Linked DNA regions of Homo sapiens: region 1 is linked to region 2. Evidence: read pairs that join two places in POLR2A ChIA-PET (ENCODE). Cell type or tissue: PC-9. All regions are shown on one strand. Each heading gives the region's core, and the rest is flanking DNA. Links, peaks and the distances in the headings are about the cores only. Region 1 overlaps CEACAM19 (CEA cell adhesion molecule 19). Region 2 has its middle 11 kb from the start of IGSF23.

What was found. ChIA-PET counts read pairs that join two places held together with the same protein. Peaks named below come from ENCODE experiments on the same cell type or tissue, not always from the same donor. Only the 100,000 strongest peaks of a DNase experiment are listed, where the experiment ranks them.
Region 1: POLR2A ChIA-PET joins it to region 2 with 5 read pairs; 6 of 35 experiments call an interaction of 5 or more read pairs at or near these places.

The regions. Positions count from the first base shown.
Region 1 is chr19:44,679,152-44,683,538 of GRCh38, forward strand. CEACAM19 (CEA cell adhesion molecule 19) reads left to right here. Exons shown (of 8, transcript NM_001127893.3): 5 at 1,137-1,183; 6 at 2,076-2,161; 7 at 3,416-3,469; 8 at 4,286-4,387. The coding sequence ends at 4,339. Among named protein-coding and RNA genes, the nearest start is that of CEACAM19, 9.9 kb to the left of the region's middle. In PC-9, for the core only: no CTCF peak of the experiment used is centred there; no DNase peak of the experiment used is centred there.
Region 2 is chr19:44,600,492-44,604,878 of GRCh38, forward strand. No RefSeq gene overlaps it. Among named protein-coding and RNA genes, the nearest start is that of IGSF23, 11 kb to the right of the region's middle. In PC-9, for the core only: no CTCF peak of the experiment used is centred there; a DNase peak (open chromatin) is centred at 1,780.

The sequences.
Region 1 (4,387 bases), core at 244-4,243, 79 kb after region 2:
CTGGCTAATTTTTGTAATTTTTGTAGAGACGGGATCTCACTTTGTGAGTCAGGCAGGTCTCAAACTCCTGGCCTCAAAAAAGTCTCCTACCTTGGTCTCCCAATGTGCTGGGAGTATAGTCATGAGCCATTTCACTTGGTTCCAGTGTACTTTTAAAATTAAGGGTATTCAGGACGGGTGCAGTGGCTCATGCCTGTAATCCCAGCACTTTGGGAGGCCAAGGCAGGTGGATCACTTGAGGTCAGGAGTTCGAGACCAACCTGATGAACATGGTGAAACCCTGTCTCTACTAATAATACAAAATTAGCAGAGCATGGGCCAGGCATGGTGCCTCACGCCTGTAATCCCAGCACTTTGGGAGGCCGAGGCTGGCGGATCACGAGGTCAGGAAATCGAGACCATCCTGGCTAACACGGTGAAACCCCGTCTCTACTAAAAATACAAAAAATTAGCCGGGCATGGTGGCAGGTGCCTGTAGTCCCAGCTACTCGGGAGGCTGAGGCAGGAGAATGGCATGAACCCGGGAGGCGGAGCTTTTAGTGAGCCGAGATTGCACCACTGCACTCCAGCCTGGGCGACAGAGCGAGACTCTGTCTCAAAAAAAAAAATTAAAATAAAATAAAATAAAATAAGCCGAGCATGGTGGCACACACCTGTAATCCCAGCTACTTGGGAGGCTGAGGCAGGAGAATCGCTTGAACCCAGGAGGCGGAGGTTGCAGTGAGCTGAGATCACGCCATTGCACTCCAGCCTGGGCAACAGAGCGAGACTCTGTCTCAAAAAATTAAAAAATAAAAAATAAATAAGGGTATTCAAATGAATCTATGTAAAGAGAAATATTAAGGAAATCATAAGACAGGTGGATGAAGCAGGATCATTTAGGTGATCTCTGTAAATGGTGATGTCTGGGGAACACTATTCATTGGCATAAGGTGGTGGCTAGGGAAACTGAGGGATTGCGGATGAGGATTATGGAAGAAAAGTCTGGGATAGTTCAGGCCTCATCCTAGCTCACTCTGAAGGAGAGACCATGTGGCTTTCAGGGACCTGGTGGGATTTCCAGCTTCTCTTAAGTCTCTCTCCCCCCGCCTGAGTGTCTCTCTATCCTAATATCAATTCCCTCTATGTGTCCCCAGGATGGCGACCACAGAGAAGCCAGAATTGGGCCCTGCTCATGATGCTGGTAAGGCGGGAGCCCCAGATCTCACTACCTAGCCCTCCTCTCAGCTCCTCCTTTCTCCCCTATAGCCACAAGCCCGCTTATTCTCCCTCACTCAGAGACCTCCCAATGCACCTGCCCCGAGACCTCTCTGGGGCCCCCTGAACTCACCCACATAATCTGAGCGCATCGGCACCCACCCCAAACCTGCTTTTTCTCTTCTTCTCAGTGGCTAGCATCCCCATCCCATCATGCAAGTGGATCCCATCCACCTCCACAGGCCACTACCAGCCTCCTAGACCCCCCACACCCAGCTCCTCACTGGTCTCCCAGCCTCCAGACCCCTCCAACCCATCCCAGGACAAGGTCTTTCTAAAATTCTGATCATGTTACTCCTCTGCTCAAAGGCCCTCCATGGCTCCCCTGTGCCCTTGGGACAAAGTTTAGTCTCCTTAACATGGTTCTCAAGGCCCTTCACAAGACAGATCAAACACAGTTTCTGAAACACAGCTGGCTCTCTCACCAGACCTCTGCACTCACCCTCTCCTGCCTTAGCTTCACTCACTTCTCTCTACTATCTCAGATGCCCCCTCCTCCAGGAAGCCCTCACTGAGTCCTAGGCTACTTAGGCACCCCGTCTTGGGCTCCCACCCGCCCCCAGTCCCCCGACTCCAGCCCTAAACACTCCAGGTTGTCACTCTGGAGACTGGTCTGCGTCCCCCACTGGACTGTAAGTCCTGGAAGGGCAGGCCTGGGACTGTCGTGGTCAGCACTGTGTCCCCAGCACTGGGTTTGGCTAGAAGAAGCGTTTGCACAAATGTTAGTTGAATAAATAAATAAATGAATGTCAACAGGCAGTCAGAGTGGCCTGTGGGGCCCATGTGTCAGCTGGTACCTCCCCTGGCCTCTGTTTCAGGTGACAACAACATCTATGAAGTGATGCCCTCTCCAGTCCTCCTGGTGTCCCCCATCAGTGACACAAGGTCCATAAACCCAGCCCGGGTGAGTCCCGTCCCCAGCCTCTCCCCTGAAGCCAATGCTAACAGGCGCCTCCTCTCTGAGCTGGCTGTGGTCCTCTGGGCCATCTTGACACCAGGTTTGGGAATCTCAACTCTCTATATATTGTTCCCTGTTTTTAAAAATCCTAAGGAAAAGAGACTGGAAGGAAACAGCACAACAGAAGCAGCATTTGTCTCCGGGGTGTGGAGGCTGGTGGGTGGGTTTTATCTTCTTTTCTTTTATACTTGTCTGTGTTTTCTGCACTGAGCAGCCACTACCTTTATAATGGGGAGGTTTTATATATATATAACGAAAGGTTTATAAAAATGAGTCATTTAGGCTGGGCGTGGTGGCTCACGCCTATAATTCTAGCACTTTGGGAAGCCAAGGTGGGTGGATCACCTGAGGTCAGGAGTTTGAGACCAGCCTGGCCAACATGGTGAAACCCCGTCTCTACTAAAAATACAAAAATTAGCCAGGTGTGATGGCACATGCCTGTAATCCCAGTTACTCGGGAGGCTGAGGAAGGAGAATCGCTTGAACCCAGGAGGTGGAGGTTGCAGTAAGCCGAGGTCATGCCACTGCACTCCAGCCTGCACGACAGGAGCGAGACTCCATCCCAAAAAAAAAAAAAGTTATTTAGATTAAATAAAAAGAGAAACTTAGCTGGGCATGATGGCTCTACACCTGTAAATCCCAACACTTTGGGAGGCCAAGGTGGGAGGATTGCTTGAGGCCGGGAGTTTGAGACCAGCCTGGGGAACATAGCTAGACCCCATCTCTACAAAAATTTAGCTAGGCATGGTGGTGTGCACCTATAGTCACAGCTACCAGGGAGGCTGAGGAGGGAGGATCACTTGAGCCCAGGAGTTTGAGGCTGCAGCGAGTGGTGATTGCACAACTGCACTCTGGCCTGGGTGACAGAGCAAGATCCTGTCTTTTTCTAAAAAAGTGAAAAATAAGAGAAACATAAAACACTAAGGCTAAGAGCTTAGAACCAGAGGTGTTGACAGGGGTAGACTGAGAGTTAATGGAGTGGTTGACGGGCCACTGGATACCACACGAAGCTGGGGCCCAGTGCCCATTTGTCAGAGGAGAACACTGAGGTGTAAGGAAGCTAATCCCCTCTGCCCAGGGGCCTCACAGTCTGGGAGGGGTGATGGGGACTTGGAATCTGAGACTGTCCTAGCACCAAAGGTCAAAGTTTAGAGGGTGGGGGGTGCCGAGCGCCCACTCACCCGTGTCCTTCCCTTGCAGCCCCTGCCCACACCCCCACACCTGCAGGCGGAGCCAGAGAACCACCAGTACCAGGTATGGAGCTGGGAGCTGGGAGGGGTGGTGGGGATCCCACGGATCCAGGAGCCCCGAAGCCGGGGTGGGGAGGGGTCAAGACAACTGAAACTGGGGGCTTTCCTCCCCTCGTCCCCCCAAGCCTCACGGTCTCTGCTCTCGAAGAAGCCCAAACCGCCTCCCTGAGAGACCCTGGCAAGTCCCTTTTCCTCCCAAGGCTGCAATTTCCTTCTTTGCAAAAGGGATCCAAAACCTTGAACTTGCACAGGAGGAACAAGGCCCAGAGAGGGACAGGGGATTGCCTGGGGCCACACAGCCAGTCAGGTCCCCAGTGAAACCCCACCGCAGAGCTCAGTCCCTCTCCATCCCCTCCTGTCAGCTGTCTGTCCCTGTAGTTCTGTCTCTCTCTCTCAGTGGCCTACATATGTCTGTATGTCTGTCTTCCCCTTTCTTGGACTCTCTCTCTCTCTCTCTCTCTCTCTCTCAGTTTCTCTTGCTGTGTCCTTTTTAATCTGTCTTTCTGTTTCCAGTTTGTTCATGCTGCCTTGTCTAAGATGCATCTCTTTACATGTCTTCGTTTCTCTGCATCTCTGTCTCTCTCTCTCTCCATTCTCTGTCTCTCCTGCCTCTTTGTCTCTGTCACTGTGTCCACCTCATTTCTTGGCTCTTCCAGGACCTCTTGTCTCTGCATCTCACTCTCTTTCCACCTTGCTCTTCCATTCTCTCTGCGGGTTTCTCTCCATCTCACGCTGTCTCTCATCCTCTGTCCCTCTCTGTCTCCCCAAGACTCTCCCCCTCCACCCAGTCATAATTCTGTTCTCTCTTCCCCCCAAGCAGGACCTGCTAAACCCCGACCCTGCCCCCTACTGCCAGCTGGTGCCAACTTCCTGATGGGTCCTGGGCCAGGCCAGCCAGGGAGAAGACAAGGCCCCAGCCCTC
Region 2 (4,387 bases), core at 79-4,078:
CCAGATTCTCAGGCGTCCTAGCACAGCACAACCGAAGTTGGCACTTTTCTTTCCTACTTTGTTTATTCATCTTGGGGATGCAAAACGCTGCATGCATCATCTTCTATTTATTAGTAATCCTGTTACTCCTATTTCTTTCCCATGTTGTCACATTTTTACCGTATTAGAGCTGCTGCTTTGTTCTCCTCTCAATACCAAAAAATGTGATTGCAAGATTTTGCCTTGAAACTCTGGGCTGTTGTAACTCCTGGAAATAAAAATCTCAGCAGCATAAAAAGGAGAAAATCATTCTCTCTTCTGCAACTATAGAAAAGCAGACACTCTTTCCCTCATAAAACCTTCCTTGTAAATGTGGTTCTCACAAAGGAGTCCTATAAGACACCCAGACTTCAGAGACTGCTCTTGCTGCATCCTGCAAGAGCCACCTCTAACTTCCCAAAGCTGGGCTGATTGTCTTCATTTCTAATTTGTTATTCCTGGTAATGACACTCCTTTTTCCTAAAAAGTACAAAGAATTATGAGTTTTCATTGGCCATTCTCCCTTCCCCTACCCTCATAGAGCTAAAAAGACCACCCAGGACTCTGCTAGAAATTTTTATTAAAACATATAGATAATGTAACAGTCTTGTCTCATTTAAATGAATATTTTCCTTCATGCTGATATATGGATGGTGGCTGAAAACAGCAAGATGAGAAAATTGCTTTCATTTGGAATACTATTGCACTTGTGTTTCCTAAGATATTTCAGGGGTCAGTCTGGTGTTAGGACATTCATGTGCTTCTGATTTGATTGAAGATTGAATTAACTTAAATTCTTTTTTTTGTTGTTTTTTACTTTTTTTATTTTTTTAAAGACAGGGTCTCACTCTGTCTCCTGGGAATGGCTGGGACTGGAGTGCAGTGACAGGAACCGTAACTCACGGCAGCCCGGAACTCATGGGCTAAAGCAATCCTCCCACCTCAGCCTCCTGGTAGCTGGAACTACAGGCACTAGCTAACTGCCTAGCTAACTTTTTAAAAAAATAGATGGAGTCTCACTATGTTGCCCAGGCTGGTCAGGAACTCCTGGCCTCAAGCAATCCTCCCACCTTGGCCTCCCAAAGCACTAGGATTACAGGTGTGAGCCCCTGCACCTGGCCTAATTCAATTTCTCAGAAGGCGAAGGGGACAGATCCATCCCTGGGAAAGACATCTGACTGTTCTATGATGGAAAAGAGAAAGGACTCTGACTCCATTAGTACCCCACGATGATCTGAAGCTGCGAAAGTGACCCATCAGAGGAGCTGCTGTCTCCACCATCACAGGCAGGTGGGGAATCAAAAAGCTGCTGCTGTTGCTGCTAACTGGAATTGTCGGCTCCAGACCTCTGCAGGGCTTGCTGAATTCACACAGGCAAGAGCCTCTCAAAACACACTGGTGATGATACAGAAGATAGAAAGAAATTATTTAGGCAGATAGTAAGAGCAACAGAGTCCTTGGTGGAATTCCTCTTTAACAAAAAGCAGCCCCAAAATCATTTCTTTTCTAAACAAAGAGCAGCCTGAAAAATTGAGCTGCAGACATAGATAAGCAAGCTGGAAGCTTGCATGGGTGAATGCTGGCAGCTGTGCCAATAGAAAAGGGCTACCTGGAAGCCAGGTATGTTCAACCTGGAGGCTCCATCTTCCCTTTTGTTTGTTACCACATGTGCGGTTAAAAAAAAAAAAGCAGGCAACATGGCACTGGCCAGGTAGACAACCCATCTGCATAATGAAGCTGGGTGGGGCAGCCAGCTTCTTTGCGCGCTATGCAAACGGCACACTTAGTCCTAACCAGTTCATCATGTGCTATGCAAATGGCACACCTGGTCCGACCAATCTTTCGTGTCCTATGTAAATCAGACACAGCCTCCTCAATCTCATCTATAAAACCTTCTGCATTTCACTGCCAAAGTGGCAACCTATTTTCTCCAGAACCCCTCTCTGTGCAGAGAGCTCTTCTCTTTCTTTCACCTATTAAACTTCCCCTCTTAATCTTACTCTGGTGGTCCATGTCCTAGTTTTCTGTGGCTGTGAGACAGCGAATCTCGGGTATTTACCCCAGGCAATGACACTGTTTCAGTGGTATCTCAAAAAAAATCTAAACGGGTGTGGTGGCTTACGTTTGTAATCCCAACACTTTTGGAGGCCAAGGCAGGCAGATCACTTGAGGTCAGGAGTTCGAGACCAGCCTGGCCAAAATGGCAAAACCCCATCTCTACTAAAAATATAAAAAATTAGCCAGACATTGGTGGCGGGTGCCTGTAATCCCAGCTACTCAAGAGGCTGAGGCAGGAGAATTGCTTGAACCTGGGAGGCAGAGGTTGCAGTGAGCCGAGATCGCAATCACGCCACTGCACTCCAGCCTGGGCAACAGAGCAAGACTCTGTCTCAAAAAAAAAAAAAAAAAAAAAAAGAACCTTAGTCTCCACAACAACTTATCTTATCCCAGACATTCCTTTCTATTGATTCCAGGTCTTGAGATGATAACTTAACTCTTTCAACCAATTGCCAATCAGAAAATCTTTGAATCCATTTATGACCTGTAACCCCTCTGCCCCACTTCAAGTTGTCCCACCTTTCTGGGCTGAATCAGCGTATACCTTACGTGTACTGACTGATGTCTGCCTGTAACTTCTGTCCCCCTAAAATGTACAAAATCAAGCTGTAATCCAACCATCTGGGGCACACATTCTCAGGATTTCCTGAAGCTGTGTCATAGGTCATGGTCCTCACATTTGGCTAAGAATAAATATTTTCAAATATTTTAGAGTTTAGCTTTTTTCATCAACAAATGACATCCTTAGTCCTGGCCAGAAGTCAGAACCAACTGAGAGAGAGAGACAGATCAGCATGTCATCAGTATTTCCTAAGCAATACGCAATATCAGGGAATGTGGCCAAGCTGTGTAGCCCAATGGGTTTGTCATCACCTCCTTTGCTTCCTGTCGCCTCCAATCTAAATATCAACATAGGATGTAAGTTTGGATGCTGGTGATAGATTAAAAATAGCAATGGCTTAAATTCCATAGAAATGAATTTCTCTCTCCTGTAACAGTCCTAGCTGGTATGCAGTTCTGCTTTGTGAGGGTATCATGAGTCTGTGCTCTTCCATCTTGTTCTCTGCTATCCCTATGATGCTGAGCTTGTAAACCAAAAATACAACTCAAAGCCGCCACCTACCACACACCTAAACCATCTGAACGGACTCCCTCCTTGGCCAGGCCACTCCAAATTTAACCTGAAAGACTGGTTCAGCCCATGACGGGTGGGATGGGGGTTGGGGTTGGATGTGCTGAAGCAGGGTTGTTCGTCTTGGGTAATACCCGAGATTCGTTGCCTCAAGCCAATGAAATCAAGGATGTGGACCCACAAGGAGTGAGGTTAGGAGCAGAGGTTTAATAGGTGAAATAAAGAGAAAATTTTGCTGTCTTCTGCAGAGAGAGGGGGGTCCCAAGAGGGTTTTCCGGTCCATGGTGAAGTGCAGGAGGTTTTATAGATGAGTTTGAAAAGGCAGTGTCTGATTTACATAGGGCACAAAATATTGGTCGAACCAGGTGTGCCATTTGTATAGCATGCAAAGAGCTGGTTAGGGTTAGGTGTGCCTTTTGCATAGCTCCTGAAAAAGCTGGCCACCCCACCCCAATCTTTTATTATGCAGATGGGCTGTCTACCTGGCCTGTGCCATGTTGCCTGCTTTTTTTTTACTGTACATGTGGTGACAAAGAAAAGGGAGGATAAAGCCTCCATGTTGAACATACCTGGCCTCCAGGTAGCCCTATTCTATTGGCACAGCTGCCGGCATTCACCCAAGCGAGCCACTACTTTGGTTATCTATGTTTACAGCTCAGTTTTTCAGGATGCTCTTTGTATAAAAGACGTGACTTTGGGGCGGCTTTTTGTTAAAAGGGAAATTCCACCACAGACTCTGTTGCCCTTACTATCTGCCTAAACAATTTCTTTCTAGCTCCTGTATGAGTGCTTCATTATGGCCGCATCCCTTTTGGAGTTCAGGAAAAACAGACCAGCATTTAACATCGACACAGACCTGAAGTCTGATAAGAAACATTTACAATCCATTCTCTCTGAAGGCTGCTACCTGGAGGCTTCATTTGCATCATAAAACTCTGGTCTCCACAACCTCTTATCATAACTCAGACAGTCCTTTCTATTGATAATAACTCTTTCAACCAATTGCCAATAGAAAAATTTTTCAATCGACCTATATGGAAGCCCCTCCCCCACCACTTTCAGTTATCCCACCTTTCTGGACTGAACCGATGTATATCTTAAATGTTTTGATTGATGTCTCGTGTCTCCCTAAAATGTATAAAACAAAGCTACACCCCAAACATCTTGGCCATATGTTTT